Linked DNA regions of Homo sapiens: regions 1, 3 and 4 are each linked to region 2. A link is a contact called in ENCODE Hi-C or POLR2A ChIA-PET data. All regions are on one chromosome and are shown on one strand. Each heading gives the region's core, a stretch centred on a gene start or an enhancer-like site at or near the end of the contact. The rest is flanking DNA. Distances are from core to core; before and after follow the strand shown.

Region 1 (3,978 bases), core at 970-3,469, 150 kb before region 2:
TCAAAGGGGGAGCCCCAGCCAGGACACCATGACCCTGACCCCAGACCCCCAGCTTCCTTGCTCTGAGCATACATCTTGCAAATATGTGGCTGTCACTACAAAGGACATGGGCATACCCCGCCCGACAGTCTTGGTCCTGCCGCTGATGAGTAGGTAGTAGCATCCTTACTCTTTTCCTGAGTTTGGGTGTCCCTTGCCTCCTAAAGTAGGAAGGCAAGGAGCAGAGCAAGGAGGGGGCCTGGGGACACAGCCTATCAGCTATGTCAGGCTTCTGTGTGCCTGCTGATTTCCCAGACTACCTCCAGAAACCAGCCATCAACTGTACTGAAATCCAACACCAGGCTGGACGTGGTGGCTCACGCCTGTAATCCCAGCACTTTGAGAGGCCAAGGCTGGTGGATCACCTGAAGTCAGGAGTTTGAGACCAGCCTGGCCAACATGGTGAAACTCTGTCTCTACTACAAATACAAAAATTAGCCAGGCATGGTGGTGCACACCTGTGGTCCCAGCTACTTGGGAGGCTGAGGCAGAAGAACTGCTTGAACCCGGGAGGCAGAGGTTGCAGTGAGCCCAGATTGCGCCACTGTACTCCAGCCTGGGCAATGGAGGGAGACCCTGTCTCCAAAAAAAACAAAAACAAAACCAAAAAAAAGAAATCCAACACCAGAAGCAGCTATGCTTGGAGCTCTTACAGCAGAGACTCAAAAACGCAGATGCCCAAAGGGGCAGAAAATACATAAGGGGTGTCAGCCGCCTGGGACTACAGAAAGCAGTGGAGCTTGACTTAATGGGAAAGGACTCGCCATCCAAGGGGACAGTGCCATTTGCTTCAGTGGTTGCCATGTGGACTACAGATTGTATTACTAGACTGTTCGATTTTCTTTTTTTAAAGAAATCAGATATCCAGTTTTTTATATGCAACTTAAAAACTTTTAAAAAAAATTTTATAGAGACAAGTCTCACTATGTTGCCCAGGCTGGTCTTGAACTCCTAGCCTCAAGTAATCCCCCTGCCTCCGCCTCCCAAAGTATTGGGATTATAGGTCTGAGCTCCTATGTCCAGCCTATGTGCAATCTTTTAATCTTTAAATGTTGGCACTGAGTTGACACTAAAATAATAATTAAACACCATGCAGGTTCCAAAAAAAGAAAAATCACATTTGTGCACCACATGCTCACCTAGGCATAGGTTAGCAGCCTTGGCCAGAGAGTCTGCCCACTGTGGTGCTGGGACCTTCGCACACTGATGCCTCCCCCTCCACCCCGAACAGGAGCCTACAGAGATGGTTCATATCATGCCTCTCTTTGTGAACATGGGCACACAAGTGTGAGCATATACAAATTTGCTTCTGGAATTTTTGTTGAAGAGCTTAGTCGTCCCTCATAGAATGCATTATTTTGTCTTCAGTGGCTTTACTTCCAGGCTTATCAGGGAAGAAGTGGTTTGAAACATCAGAGCCCTAAACAAACAAACAAAGTAAAACAGAACTCAGAATTCAGGCTACCAGTCTGGCTGATGCATCTCTACACCTTCAAACAAAGATTTACCACTTTATTCAAGTTTTAGTTATCCATAAATTTGTGAAAGTAAAGTGGTGGCATTTTAAAACTCTCTAAAAAGGAACAAAATGCTCTTTTTCAGAGCTTCAAATGGGCACACGACAGAAAGAACTTCTGGACATCGACAGTTCCTCCGTGATTCTTGAAGATGGAATCACCAAGCTAAACACCATTGGCCACTATGAGGTAAGAGCAAGACTTGACCCCGTGTCTCCTTCCTCATCCCCAATCCTAGTCCCATGGACATTCTTTTAAAACATCCAGGACTCCCACCCATTTCCTGGAATGACTTGCAGATCGATCGTGTCTGGGGCTGAAGTTTTCTTTCGTTGCTTGTGCAGACAAGCCCATGAAGGGCTCTCACAGTGTACTTGTCACGTATTCCCTTCTCAGAAGGCTATGATTTTCTATCTCCTGAACTCTCTCCACCCTGAGGTTCAGCAGAAAAGAACCCAGGAAAAAAGTCTAGGAAAGCCAGAGAAGAGTTATCCTTTAGCCTTCACTGGGTGACAAGCGTGCTGATGCTAAACAAAGCCCGGGAAGTCCCAAGCCTCGCCTCCCTCCACAACATTCACAGTAGACCTTGTAACCTTTTGTGTAGGTCCTTGCTTCCTGAAGAAGTTCTAAATTTCCTGTTTGTTTGCAATATTGAGCGATACTTCCTTTGGCCTCTTAACCCACATACTGGGTGAGTGCCGAGGGCGGTGAGGGGTGCACGTGACTTCTCAGAGATCTGAGTGCCAGAGAAACCTGCACATAACAAGACAGAGGAGGCAGTGAAGGTTCCTGAACACACTGGGATACTGGGGTTCACTTGTTTAGCAGTATTATCTGAATCTTTGTTGAATATCCACTCTGATAAGAGCTGGGGCTGCATGGGAGAGGAGCAAAGACCAGGTCCCTGCCCTCACAGAGCCTGCAGCCCTGGGGAAGGAGTGCAAAAAAGGACGGAGAGACAAGTAGAGTCAACACCTTGCGTGTAGTAGTGCTGTGTGGCTTGGAGAATCCAAGAGGCTTCCTGGAGGAGGTTATGACTGAACTGAGAGCTAAACAATGAGAATTTAGCCAGACTGGGCTAGGGTGCAGGCACATCCAGCAGGGAAGGGAGAGCATGCGTGTTAGACTAGTCAAAACTTGAGAGGGGCAATGGAGAGGGGGAAGGAGGGCAGTGACAGCTGATTATAGTCAGTGCTTATGAAGTACTTACACCACACCAGGTACTATTTCCAGCATGTCCCTGTAATGTAACTGCCCAACAGGTTCACCTTCCCCATTGCCTAGACAGAGCTGATTTATCAAGACAGGAATTGAGATAAAGTAATTTGGCTGTACGGGAGACGGGAGTTTTATTATTACTCAAATCAGTCTCCCTGAGCGTTCAGGGATGAGAGTTTTTAAGGACAACTTGGTGGGTTGGGGGAAGCCAGTGAGCCAGGAGTGCTGATTGGTCAGGTCAGAGATGAAATCATAGGAAGTCAAAGCTGTCTTCTTGCACTGAGTCAGTTCCTGGGGTGGGGGCCACAAGATCAGATGAGCCAGTTTATTAATCTGGGTGGTACCAGCTGATCCATCAAGAGCAGGGTCTGGGCCAGGCGTGGTGGCTCACGCCTGTAATCCCAGCACTTCGGGAGGCTGAGGTGGGTGGATCACCTGAGGTCAGGAGTCCAACACCAGCCTGGCCAACACGGTAAAACGCTGTCTCTAAAAATACAAAAAAATTAGCCGGGCATGGTGGTGCACATCTGTAATCCCAGCTACTTGGGAGGCTGAGGCAGGAGAATTGCTTGAACCCGGGAGGCGGAGGTTGCAGTGAGCTGAGATGGTGCCATGGCACTCCAGCCTGTGCGACAGAGCAAGACTCCATGTCAGGGGAAAAAAAAAAAAAAAAAAAAAGCAGGGTTTGCAAAATATCTCAAGCACTGGTCTTAGGTTTTACAATAGTGATTTTATCCCCAGGAGCAATTTGGGGAGAGTCAGAATCTTGTAGCCTCCAGCTGCATGATTCCTAAACCACAATCCCAATCTTGTGGCTAATTTGTTAGTCCTATGAAGGCAATCTAGTCCCCAGGCAAGAAGGTGGTTTTGGGAAAGGGCTGTTGTTGTCTTTGTTTTAAACTGTAAGTTCCTCCCAAAGTTAGTTCAGTCTACATCCAGAAATGAGCAAGAGCAGCTTGGAGGTTAGAAGCAAGATGGAGTTGGTTAGGTCAGATCTCTTCACTGTCTTCTAACACATCTGCTTCACCGTCTTATAACAGTGAAAGGCATCTGAAAGGTTTGTTTCAGATGTTTTTCACTGTTCACCTTTCAGATGTCTTTCACTGTTATAGTTTTGCAATGGCGATTTCAGTATTTCGCCCCATTCTATCCTATAGCAGTCCTACGAGATAGGTACTATTATTAACCCCACTTTATAGATGGG
Region 2 (4,392 bases), core at 142-2,641:
TTAGCCTCGATTCACTTTTCTCCTCCAAATTCAGAAACAGTCTTCCAAACAATAGTGGGCTGAATGCTAGCCCTCAAAATATGTCATTTCCTAATCTCTGGATGCTATGAATATTACCTTATATACTTTTAAAAAAAGGGTGGGGTGATTAAATTAAGGATCTTAAGAGGAGAGGCTTATGCTGGATTATGTATCCAAAACAATCACATGTATCCTTCTAAGAGAGAAGGAGAGGGAGTTTGAGACTGAAGAGGAAGAGGCAATGTGACCACGGAGACAGAGACTGGAAAGATGTAGCCATAAGCCAAGGAAAACCTACAGCCACAAAAAGCTGGAAAAGGCAAGGAAAAGATTCTAACCCAGAGCCTTCAGAGGGAACGTGGCTTGGCCAACAACTTGATTTCTGACTTCTAATCTCTAAAATGTTGAAAGAATAATTTTTTTGTTGTTTTGAGACACCTATTATATGGTAATTTGTAACAGCAGCCACAAGTAACTAATACAATGGCTTTCTCTTGTATTTATATTTACTTATAAAAAGGTTTATCAAACTCAAAATTTCTAACACAATTTTAAATTCCTACCATGGTTAGACTTCTTTGATTTCAATCAGTCAATACACAGCTATCAATTATCTGCAAGACACTTACACATACATTAGATGCTTGAAATACACAATAAAACGTCTCCTACTGTGCAGTTTACTAAATACAGAAATTCATATTGAAAATTTTTTAAAGTAAAGTACAGAGTTCAAACAGCAATAAGTGAAAAAAAGTGAAACATTATCTCGATTGGCCTGTTAATCAGTGAGCACTTGTTGGGCTAGTCTCAGTGAAAGGCAGTTTTTAAAAGACTAGTACAACCTTTTTCCAAATTCTTCATCTTCTCTTTGCAACCATTACAAATACATAATCACATCCACGTGTCCTTCCTACCACTTCTTTTGACTAGTCCCAGCTTTACAGACCTCCATATGACATTTTATTTTGCATAGGCACTGTATTTTTTAAGCAGTGAGTAGTACAATGTCTGCCCCAAAGTATGGTAATTCAAAATATTCAAAAAAGCACAGCTGCTGATGCTCATGGAAAGCTTCCAAAACACATTCCATTAAAAGCACATGCTATGCCTTTGAATATTTCAAAACAATGTTTTAAATACTACATGCCCTCAAAGTGAATGATGTTTTTTAAAAAACAACATTAAAAGTCTAGGGAGGACCTACACCAGGCATTTACTTTACTTATAAACAAAACATTAGAAATGAATTTCTTCAAAATCCAGAGATAATCCTGCACTAGTCACCCAAACAGCCTTTGGATAGCCATCCAGGATGTCTTGCGTACAAAAAAAAAGTCACAACTTGACGCCCTGCCAGAACCTGAAGTGCAGCTGGGAGCAGACCCTTCAAAGCCCTGGTAAGGTGCCAGGCTCTGTAATTGTGATTTAGAAAGAAACAAGGGAGAGCAAGGAATGAGAAAAGGAAGAAGATATGTATTCAAGTGGTTAGCAATCAACCACCAAGCACTCTAAATTAAAATGTTATTCTATTTTTACGATTGTACTGTCTGCCTCTGCACAGCTTAATTCACACAAAAGAATCTAGAAAGTAGGACATAGTAATGACTCAACCTCAAATGCTTAGTGTAAATTACCAAAGTCTCTGAAAGTTGTGATCTGAAAGGCAAAGATGATTCTTGTCCAAATTCATTTTAACATTTCTTAATGTAAGGTCTGTTACAATAACATGGGGACTTTCCAGAAGATTTATGAGCACTTAGCACCTCTGTGTGAGTTGTATATTCTTCTTTGCTCACAGTCCCACCTTTCTTCTGAAATAGAAAAGGCTACCCATAATATGGCTGCTAATACACAATAAAGATTATCTACTGATGCAACAGCATATCCTGAAAATTGTTTTTTAAATAAATCCTGATTTAATTTTACTTCTATGAGATTTATGCCGTAATCTGAAAAGTTAAAGAGAAATTGATACTTAAAACTGAGTTTAACTGATATTTTACTGCAGTTAACACAAACATTCTCTTCATTATTTTGAATCTGTCACAAAGCAAGTATAAAATTTTTCACAGCCAGAAAAAGGAGATAAATAAAAGCCATCCTCAAGACACACAGGTTAATGTTAAAACCATATACTTTAAAAAACTGATTAAACAACCAATATTTATTAAGTGACTGCTATACCACATTTACTGAATGGTCTACTTACAGTAAAAGGGTTTTGAGAGATATAAAAAATATACAGACCATCAAGTCAAGCACACTTCTCATGAGGAAAGAAGAGCCTGCCCATATTCAGAGTACTCCATGGATATTTTCTAAGTACCTTTAATATGCTAGACACTTTGTTGGATACAGGAATACAGAAATAAATAAAAGAAAATCCTTGTCCTCAAGGAGTTTATGATGGTCAGTGGAATATACTTGTTAACCAACAATTGCTGACTGAATAAGGATGAGAGAAAATGGACTATTTAAACTTTCTGGACTTAAAATTTTTTTACCATGTGCACATATTACCTATACAAAGTCATAAATTCAGGAAGTTTTTAAATTGTAAAACATTAAGGAATTCAACAAAGAGGTGACAGGAAACACCTAAATCAAGGAAAGAGAGAGAAGTGAGGCAGCCTGCTTATCCGAGATTAGCTAAGAGCCTGGAGAGAATTCCCAGTCAGGGGAAAGGGTAAATGAGAGATGCCCAGGGGTCCACATTCCCACCATGGATACTTGCAATCCTAGCCACAGTAGAGGCCCTGGACCCTCACAGGCCCTGAAACTAACAAAGGGAACTGCATGAAGAGTGCACAACAGCATTGCTCCAGAGAGGGAGCTCACGCTGGGGCACACCAACCTCTCCACTCCCCATCCCAGTCCTGCAGCTATAGTAAGACACCATTTTGAGAACTCAGTCCCAACAGACTGCACCTTGTGCTTGGGCTTAACAGCACCTGTCTCTTCACATCCCTGGAGTCCCACTGACATACCCAGCCCACAGCTACCACCATGCCTGGTTCCTGATGCTGGGGCCAAAGTGCACGCCTCTGGCTCCAATCTCAGCCACTGCTTCCAGCAGTGGAGCCACCACTCATTTTCATGTGCCCAGAGTCCCTCACCCACAGCTGCCATCACTGTGCTACCAGGACTAAGGAATAAGCAAAGCATGAGCTTCCACTGCCCAGGCTAAAGCACAAGCCAAGCATGAGCTGCCACCACCAGGACTAAAATGTGAGTGAAACACAGGCTGCACCACCAGGACTGAAACACAAGCCAAGTATGGTCTGCCACCACCAGGGCTAAAATGCAAGTGAAATGCATGTTCCTAATACTTGCCTGCATATAGCTGGTATCACTGAAAGCAACTCTGCCCTCCCCAGCAGTAGGGCTGCAGCACAGACACTGCCTCTCACAACATGAACATTGTGCTGGGGGCCTAAGGATCACCCCACCCCTTCCTAACACAGCCAGCACCTATACGCACCACTGGGGAGTCTAAAGACAAGCCCACCTGGCCTCACCCACCCCCCATGCCAGAGCACACAATCCAGAGGCCTGGAGATCACACAACTCAGCCACCATTGGCAACTAAGGACTCTTCCCAGGAACCTGAGATTGGGCTCACCCACCCAGCTACTAACATCACAGCAAGAAAATATCATACCTCCAAAGGAACATAATAATTCTCCAGCAACAAATCCCAATCAAAAATAAATTCACAAAATTCTGGAAAAAGAATTTAAAATATTGATTTTAAAGAAGCTCAGTGAGATACAAGAGAATACTGAAAAATAACATAAAGAAATCAGAAAAACAATTCCTAGAATATGAATGAGAAATTTATGAAAAAGATAGGTATCATTAAAAAAAAAGAATCAAATTCTGGAACTGAAGACTTCACTGAGTGAAATACAAAATACATTTGAAAGCTTCAACAACAGACTAGATCAAGCAGAAGAAAGAATCTCAGAACCTGAAGATAGGTCTTTCAAATAACCCAATCAGACAAAAGGTAAAGAATAAAAAACAGTGAGCAAAGCCTTTGTGACATATGGGCACCACAAGGCAACTAAATATTCTCATTTTCAGAGTCTCATAAGGCAAAGAGAAAATAAAATGCATAGAAAACCTACTTAATGAAATAACAGATAAAAACTTCCGAAGTCTAGCAAGGGATTTAAACATCCAGATACAAGAGGCTCAGAGATTCCCAAATACAGTGCAGAAAGGTCTTCCACAAAGCACGTTATAGTCAAACTGTCAACAATCAAAGACAAAAAGAGAATTCCAAAAACAGCGAAATTCATTTCACCTATAACAACACATAGACTGAAAGTAAAGGGATGGAAAAAGACATTCTATGCAAACAGA
Region 3 (4,473 bases), core at 1,965-4,464, 170 kb before region 2:
TATTTTTTTACCCTTACATAGAGATGGCCACAGTAATGAGAACTGTTTGTATAATAGAAGGCAACGGAAGGGCAGGGCCTGGGCCTGGCTTTGTGTTTTATTTCAGCTCTTCTCTGCAGCCAACCAAGTCATTATCTATTGTTTCTTCTTTAATGAAAACCAAGGTCATACTCTGTGTTAGACAAAACAGCAGAAGATCCTATCCATTGTTTGTTGAGTTAAAATATTGCTCTTGGGATTCTGTTTTGCAGGCTTTGCTGAGCTGCAGATGGATAAATTGGATGTGGTTGATAGTTTTGGAACTGTTCCCTTCCTTGACTACAAACATTTTGCTCTGAGAACTTTCTTCCCTGAGGTAAAAGAGCATTGATCATATTCCGAAGGTTGAGTCTTGAATAATAATGAAGGTGCTTGTTGCTGTTGTCAAAACGAGTGTTTGCTTCCAAGGCAGCTATAATGTGCTTGGTACAAAAATAATGGCTTAAGTTTGAGCAGAGCAGGGAGGAGGGTAATTATTAATTGCATTGATTAGGGTATAAAACAGTGATGGGTCACTGGTGATTATTCTTTGCCCAGTAACAAAAACCTAGGAGGGACAGAAGCTCAGAGTGATGATTTTTGCTTTCTTTTACTCTCAATGTAGAACTGAATGTGTAGCTGGGAAGTGAGCTAGTTTATTTAAAAATCAATAAATTGTGAGCTAGCCAATTTGTTGTGTTTATCTGCATGACTTACATTGCAGTGACTAGATTATTCACTATTACTTCTCAATTGGAAAGGAAAAATACTACTGGTCAAAAGGGAGGAAAGTAGACATGGATGGAATTGGAGTTGAAAACAGGCATTTTTAGCCATGTAGAGTTCTTATGGTTCTCTTTGGTAGTTTTTCTTTAGCTGGTCAGTTTGTATTGTCCTCATTTAGTAGACGTAGATGCACGAACTGATTAATTCATTTGTTCTAGGGCTCTGAGGAGTCGTCTACTTAACCTTTTGGGTTGCTGGTCTTACCTATGTTCTCACGCCTCCATTTTCTCACCCACTCACTCAGCCTTCTCCATTTACCCTCCCAAGTCTTTGGCGAGGTACACTCATCCTGCGTATCATCACTGCCATGTCCTGATACCCCAGCTCTGCCATATTGCCCTTCTTTTTTGCGGTATGATGACCACATAGAGGCCCAACCTCTTAAACACATCAATACCAATGATCACATTTCAATCTAGACTTCTAAGCAACGGCTGAAATCTCTCCAGGCCAAAGGAGAGTTTGTATCACCTTACCAGAAGCTTCTCCGGAACAATTGGCCAGAAGCCTAGAGTTCAGAAACCCAGACACATGCAGTAAGCAATTTCCAGTTTCTCTATAATTTAGAAGAGGACACCATGATATGTAATGCGGGGTCTGGAGGTTGGAATGCCTCCATAAAACACCTGCCATATTTTTTGGTCCAAGCCTTAGTGTTATAAATCAAGAAGGCTGTAAATAAGACTTCAGCTTTTTGTGCTGGTGAAGTTTGTTTCCTTTAACTTATCCTCCAAGAGTACCGAGGCACCGAGATCTACCATTTGCCACCTCATCCATTTCTATGGCAGAACACCGCCTGGGGAAAGGAATTCGATTCCCCGAATCAGGATGACTGTGTGGGGCTTCTGCAAAGGTTGCATCACGAGTCCTATTTCTGAGCTATCTGAGATCCCCATTAAGAATTTAAAAGCAATAAAATAACGGAGATTTTTGACTATCAACATGAATGCTGTGTGGGCTTTTACAGTTAATGATTGCCCTTGAGTGCTGAATAATCTGTGGCCTGAAAAAAGAAATGTTCTTATCTTCTAAATTTGGTAATCAAGAACAAGATAGAGTAATGAATGTAAAGGAACACTGTTGCAAGTTGAGTGTTTCCAAAAAAAAAAAAAAAAAAAAGATCCCAGGAACAATGCTACCTTATTTTAGGAGAAGAGAGATAGTTGCAAAGGAGGCAAACTGATTTAACTCAGTGTTGTGTATAATCTTGAAAAACAACTGGGAAAGTCATAAAAATTGAAGTCAGAAGTTGTTTAAAGGAGAGAACCCAGGAAAAAACATGCATAAATTTGTCAGAACCCTTTCAAGAAGACCTAAGTCAAAACTGATTTTATAATAATTAAGAAAAGATAGAACAGGGAAACAGATCGTAAGAAGACAATGCCACTTAAATGCATTCCAGGCTGCAGATAAGTCCTGGTATTAATTAGGCTCTTTATGGATTGATCAGAAGCCGAATCCTCTAGGCCTGGAGGTTGGGGGCTGTGGGGGTAGGATTTGGGTGTTCAGCACCTACAAAAAAGCAACAGGCAAAATCCAGAGGAGATTGTAGGTTCTCAAAGGAGGCCAGGGTTCTTTGCTCTGCCTGTCGGTTTTGGCTTTTAAAGCCTTGCTTTTTATTTTATTGACTCTTCTTTGCTTTGCATAAAGTAGGAGAAGAAATAAGGGTAGGCAGAGGATCTAAGCTGAAGAAAAGGGAAATTTGAATGAAAGGAGGAAGCAGCCTTAAAACTCAGAGAGCCACGGGTCCAGGCGCGGTGGCTCAAGCCTGTAATCCCAGCACTTTGGGAGGCCGAGGCGGGTGGATCACTTGAGGTCAGGAGTTAGGGACCAGCCTGGCCAACATGGTGAAACCCCGTCTGTACTAAAAATACACAATTAGCCAGGCATGGTGGCGTGCACCTGTAATCCCAGCTACTCGGGAGGCTGAGGCAGAGAATTGCTTGAACCCGAGATCAAGACCATCCTGGCTAACACAGTGAAACCCCGTCTCTACTAAAAATACAAAAAAATTAGCCAGGCATGGTGGCGGGCGCCTGTAGTCCCAGCTACTCGGGAGGCTGAGGCAGGAGAATGGTGTGAACCTGGGAGGCGGAGCTTGCAGTGAGCCGAGATAGCGCCACACTGCACTCCAGCCTGGGCGACAGAGCGAGACTCTGTCTCAAAAAAAATAATAAATAAATAAAAAGAATTGCTTGAACCTGGGAGGCGGAGGTTGCAGTGAGCCGAGATCACGCCACTGCACTCCAGCCTGGGCGACAGAGGGAGATTCCGTCTCAAAAAAAAATAAAGAATTGCTTGAACCCGGGAGGCAGAGGTTGCCGTGAGCCGAGATCGCGCCACTGCACTCCTGCCCGGGCGACAGAGCAAGACTCCGTCTCAAAAAAACAAAACAAACAAAAAAACACACAGAGAGAACCAGGGCGGCACTTCCGTATTTACGATTAAGAATCAACCTGTTTCTCCTGTCTATTTACATGAAGTTGGTTCAGCAGAAAAATATTAAGAACCAGAAAATGCAAACCTAGGGTCTGGGGGTTTTTTTGGTTTGTTTTTTTGGGGCTTTTTTGCTTTTTACTAGGGGAGGATATGGCCAAAATAGTTTCAGGTCTTTTGCTTGGGCTTGCAGATTTGAAACTATGAAGCAAAATTCTCTACAGAAGAAATTTACTTCACAAGATATAAAATTAGCTCAAAGTTTCTATTATTATCAAAAAAGAAGAAAAACTTGAATGTTTTGAGTTTAGAGTCTCATTCTGTGGACTTAAAGTATTGCTTAACATACTTTTAAAGTTTAACCATTGATTTTTAATAAGATTGATGATACACTATAAACCCTTTTTATATTCCAGAGCTACCTAGCATTTAGAAACCAGTGGGGTGATAGCATTGTGGTCTAGTTTGCTATAAATTAGGAATAAAACCAGTAATGATAACTGACACAGGGCACTTACTCTGCACCCATTTTATTTTCACACTAAACCTCTGAGGTGGGAACCATTACTGTCCCCATTTCAGAGATGAGGCAAGTCAGACACAGAGAGGTTAGGTAACACATCCCACGTCATGTGACCAGTATGTGATTAAAACCAGGACTGGAACCCAAGTAGTTTGGTCCAGATTCTATGCTTTTAACTACCCCCTGTCTTTCAATATCATTGTGTATTGAAACAGTAGATGCTACTTAGGTAAGACTTGTAAAACTTAACAACGTAATTTAGTCTTTATCTTTAGAAGGTAAATTGCTTGAAGAGGGGTCTGATATTTGCATAATCTTCATCAATGACCCCTTCTTTAACTCTTAAATCACTTCTTCTAAAACGTGGGATGATACCTTCATCTACCAAACCTGGAACTAATGCCATGATAATTATTATTCTTAGAGGCTTTCGGAATTCAGTGGCGTTTCTTGAAAGCTGAATAATTATTTATTATGTATTAGAGAATACGCAGCCACCATAAACCCAGGGGCGCTTCAGATTAGCAAATAGTGTCTCTACTTTATTAAAACGGACTTGGGTATTATAACAAAAATACACTCTTCATTTCCTTTGGATGTTATGAATAATAAAAGTGTCTCCTTCCTCTCAGTCAGGTGGCTTCACCCACATCTTCACTGAAGATATGCATGTAAGTCTCTACGTTTTCATTTTTAGCCCAGTGACTGCC
Region 4 (3,912 bases), core at 759-3,258, 220 kb before region 2:
TCCTCCTATTCTTGGCCTGAAGAAATTGAAATGAAGCCATTAAGATATCAGCCTATCTGAGAGTGCATCACTGAAGAATCAGCCTCACTAAGAGTCCTGTGTGACAATGAGATTTTAATTTAATTAGGGCAGTGGCTCAAGTGTTTATGCACTTGACCGTTGCTCTTGTTGATACGCAGGAATTAGAGTGATAGCTTTCAAAAGGAATTATTTCAGAGTAACTAGCTTTGTTTACTAAAATATGGGAGCTATAAGATCTGCTCTGTAAGAAATGTAAATGTATGAGTAATATGCTGTCATGAAGATTTTATAATCTGCAGTATTTGAGAAGTAATAAGATACTGTTGTTGGCTGGCCATCTGGTTATACATACTTGGTGTCATGGTTTGCTTTTTATTTTTTCATTTTTTATTTGTACTGGTGAGAGGCAAAGAATAGGAGTTCAGAGGTGGTGGGTTGTTTTTTTATATATATATAAAAACAAGGAATTTATGTTTAGTTGCTTAACATGGTTAGATTTTGTTTTTGCCTTATGCAGAATAAAAAATGAAAGGTTCATTTTATACTTTCTTTTCCCTTTTTTTTTCAAAAAGTAAAATGGAAACCTCACCCCCAATTTGTCCCCAGATTTAAACTTTTTGCTTGTTTTAAAAATAGTCTCTTTGGCATGAGGAGGAGTCAGACATGAATTAAAACTCTAGAAAGAAAAATCAGCAACAGAAAAGACCTATAGAGATTTCATATTTCATCCTTTCATTCAAAAATATTTATTGAAACCCTAGTATTTGCATATCATGCTGCCAGACACTGAGGGATTTGCTAAAGAAATATTAAAGACCTTCTCCCTTCTTTGAGGAGCTTAGAGCTTACTTGGGGAGAACTGAGATAGACTTATGAAATAGTTAAGTTGTAATTCGAGGCAGCATATGATTAAATACCGAAATATGTACTTCTGACAAGAAATGCTATAGGAGTTCAGAAAAGGGAGTGATAACTCAGTGGCACTACTGTTTTCTGCCTACAAATTGGCAAATTGTAGCACTATTTGTATGAAATATTTTACACTTGTTTTTTTGGCAGCCTTAGGCTTTGACTCCCAGGCAGCATTAAGAGCCAACAAAAATATTTGTACTCCAGTCTCTTCGGAATTGGCTTATTTTTTTTTTTCTTATAGGCAGAGGAAGTGCCTTACACAAACCGGAGTGCCCATGAGAGGCAGGGAGTTTTTGACAGTCATGATCTATTTCAGATACAACCGAAAGAACCAGCTTCGTCATTCTGTTTTTCAATCCAGCAGTGCTTGTCTCTCCGTTGCAAACTCTCTCTGACATTGACAGGCGGTTTAATTTGAACTTAATGTCTTTGACGGATGAGCTAGCCATCAAGGGTCAGATAAATTTATGGCTTTGGAGAATTGCCGATGAAAATCCCCATGGTTATAATGTTGGAGAAGAAACTGACACAGATGTAGTGGGAGGTGGAACACAGATGTGCTTATTGGGAGCAGGGTTCCCCAAATGTCAGAAGCCGGTGACATGCTAAAGGTATTGTGCTTGGGGATGACGTTTAGTGAAACTCACTGACTTCCTGTTCTATTTTTGCCATATTCAAATTAACACAGAGCTCAAAGATGAAGCCATGAGGCCTAAATTCTTAAGAATTGAAAGAGAGAGAGAGTAGAGAAAGGAGAAAAAATAAAACCTTTAGGAAGCCAAATACACTGTTTGGGCCCATCCATTCCTCATTCCGCTCGGATCCCCTCCGGGACTCCCCGTAGCTGAATGTGGTCATCATTTGGTTGCTTTTCAATCTCATGATTCATGTGTTTTCAGTTTCTTTTAAAAATTCACCATCACTGGTTTACCACCCCTGCATTTTAATCTTCAGCCTTGAGGAGGTGTAGTACTAGAAATATTTCGTTCTTTCCTTGATGCTATTCAATGGAATATCTGTGGAGTCCAACACCCTTTGGCGATAACGTGCTGTTGGTATTTGTTCTTCTTGCCAGGTTGGTGCCCCGTCTGGTGAGGCAAGGGTTCCCAAGTTAGTGTGACCTAGAGTGACTGACACATCAAGCAAGCCAGTGATCTCACCACTCAGCTTCTGAGCATCTCTTTATCAAAGTAGTTGGCCCTGGCCACAGCTTAAGACTTATCTGGGTCAGCCTCTGAGCTGGCTGACTTGGGAAAATGGCCCTGGAAAAATGTTTCACCTATATCTTTTGATATAATTTGGTATCTGTCTAAATAAATGGTATGTAGCAGATGGTTATGGAATGTCTTATCAAATTCTTAGGCAGACTCTGCCCTTGAAATTTTTCTATTTAATTATCATACTGCAAAGCACAAAATAGTAACTTTGTTATTATTTTTAAACAAAATCAAGTTACACAATAGGTTGATATTCTGAGAATGAATAGCAAACCTAAAATTTATACAATATGTGAACTCTTCCTTGAGCTGTTCTTTGCTAGGCATTTCTAAAAGGGAGCTCCCTATTTCAGAATCCATGGGAGGATGTGTTTCAGATATATTTGGCGATGTCATCTTGAGAGATGGCTCAGGAGTCGAAGTTCACCATGTTGTCTACATTTGTTCTTTGCTCCTAGACATGATGGAAAAAAATGCTCTGCTGTTTTCTTGTTGCTTTTCATGGTTTTAGCATCATGTTCCTATTCTCGCTCAAATCAATAATCCACTGTACAAGGTCTGGCATTTTGTACTGAAGCCAAGTATAAGAAAGTTTTAACTAATGCACGTATGGGGTCGCTGTTTTAACTAACACACGTATGGGGTCGCTGTTTTGTTGCCTCGTTTTTTTAGGTGCACTTTTCAAGGAGATTGTGTACATTCAGAGAACTTAGAAAACTGGCTGGATATTTCGTCTGGAGCAAAAAAGTGCCCTAAAATTCAGATAATTCGAAGCAGTAAAGAAAAGGTAAGAGGAAAGATTTTAATTTGTCCTCGTTGTATTGTCTCATTTTGCACAGCGGATGCTAAATTTCTTCTGTGTGTAAAATATCCATTAGCAATCAAACATGCTTAGTGATAGCACTCCATTCATTTAGCACTCATTAACGAATATTGAGTGCCCACCAGATGCCATCCACTCTGCAAGGTGCTGGGGATACAGCGGTAACCAAGTCACATCATGGGCCTGCTCTCATGGAGTTTGTCGTCTTGTGGAGCTGAAGATGACCCTCAATGGTTGAACTGGAAGAAAAGTTGGACTTCTAATGTTGTAGAAATACATATTGCTTTTGAAAATAAAGAAAAAAGAGGTTCAGATTCATGGTCAACGAGATACCTTAAAGGTGGCTTAATTGCAGAATTTTGTTTAGTGTAATGGTCCCTTATCCTAATGTGTTGAGGCTTCCCCAGTAACCATCTTATGAACATAGCTTCCAACAGTCTTGGTAGCGATGGAGAGAAGACCAACATGGGCAGTGACCATTGCAAGTGAGGTCCTTTGGAAAGCCAGTGGACCCTTGCTATGGCAGCACCACTCTTGACAACACATCAGTCCTGTCATTGGATGAGAGAAGGGAGCAAGGAGCATATTTAAGCATTTTCAAATGCACACGCCAACCGTGCCCTACGGAAAAAGGGAATTCCTGCCTTGCAGTCTCAGTGGTGCTATAAGGAGGCATTTTCTCCCTAATGACGGCTCTTGTGTTATGAATAATTGTACAGAGTCCTCTGTTATGAATAACTGTACAGCAGCCAGCTGACCTGTCTGTTGAGCTCACTGTGTTCTGTTTGAATGCCATATTAACAAGGAAATGGGCCACTTTCTCTTTTCCCTTACACTTTGCCATTTCAGAGAAATAGCAAGAACTTTACCACTTACGATGATTTAACATTTAATAAAGGAGAGCCAAAGTATTTAATGAGTGATAAATAATAAAATAAT

What was found. A loop is a pair of places that touch in the nucleus more often than their neighbours do. ChIA-PET counts read pairs that join two places held with the same protein, here RNA polymerase II (POLR2A). Pooled maps may share reads with other maps.
Region 1: a loop to region 2 is called in a pooled map, with 3 times the contacts of the local background. The contact joins two enhancer-like sites. A Hi-C loop is called at or near these places in 4 of 50 pooled maps. POLR2A ChIA-PET finds 5 or more read pairs at or near these places in 2 of 52 experiments (WTC11 and activated CD4-positive, alpha-beta T cell).
Region 3: a loop to region 2 is called in a map of heart left ventricle, with 1.9 times the contacts of the local background. The contact joins two enhancer-like sites. A Hi-C loop is called at or near these places in 2 of 168 maps with a recorded cell type or tissue (IMR-90 and heart left ventricle), 2 of 37 single-sample maps with no recorded cell type and 11 of 50 pooled maps. POLR2A ChIA-PET finds 5 or more read pairs at or near these places in 2 of 52 experiments (Panc1 and activated B cell).
Region 4: a pooled map shows a loop between it and region 2 (8-fold over the local background). The contact joins two enhancer-like sites. A Hi-C loop is called at or near these places in 4 of 37 single-sample maps with no recorded cell type and 11 of 50 pooled maps. POLR2A ChIA-PET finds 5 or more read pairs at or near these places in 2 of 52 experiments (A673 and activated CD4-positive, alpha-beta T cell).

What each region holds. Positions count from the first base shown.
Region 1 is chr12:94,280,657-94,284,634 of GRCh38, forward strand. It overlaps PLXNC1 (plexin C1), which reads left to right. Exons shown (of 31, transcript NM_005761.3): 23 at 1,642-1,745. It also overlaps a transcript of CEP83 not described here. Among named protein-coding and RNA genes, the nearest start is that of PLXNC1-AS1, 110 kb to the left of the region's middle. Within about 2 kb of position 2,220, at least 7 of the 41 ENCODE cell types and tissues checked have a DNase peak (open chromatin) inside an H3K27ac peak, as active enhancers do.
Region 2 is chr12:94,426,545-94,430,936 of GRCh38, forward strand. The region is part of intron 2 of CEP83 (centrosomal protein 83); the gene reads right to left. Among named protein-coding and RNA genes, the nearest start is that of CEP83, 31 kb to the right of the region's middle. RefSeq lists enhancers at 1-17, 3,150-3,199. Within about 2 kb of position 1,392, at least 9 of the 41 ENCODE cell types and tissues checked have a DNase peak (open chromatin) inside an H3K27ac peak, as active enhancers do.
Region 3 is chr12:94,254,942-94,259,414 of GRCh38, forward strand. It overlaps PLXNC1 (plexin C1), which reads left to right. Exons shown (of 31, transcript NM_005761.3): 17 at 252-355; 18 at 4,396-4,434. Among named protein-coding and RNA genes, the nearest start is that of PLXNC1-AS1, 81 kb to the left of the region's middle. Within about 2 kb of position 3,215, at least 2 of the 41 ENCODE cell types and tissues checked have a DNase peak (open chromatin) inside an H3K27ac peak, as active enhancers do.
Region 4 is chr12:94,206,768-94,210,679 of GRCh38, forward strand. It overlaps PLXNC1 (plexin C1), which reads left to right. Exons shown (of 31, transcript NM_005761.3): 5 at 2,823-2,937. Among named protein-coding and RNA genes, the nearest start is that of PLXNC1-AS1, 32 kb to the left of the region's middle. RefSeq lists enhancers at 962-1,031, 1,682-1,941. Within about 2 kb of position 2,009, at least 12 of the 41 ENCODE cell types and tissues checked have a DNase peak (open chromatin) inside an H3K27ac peak, as active enhancers do.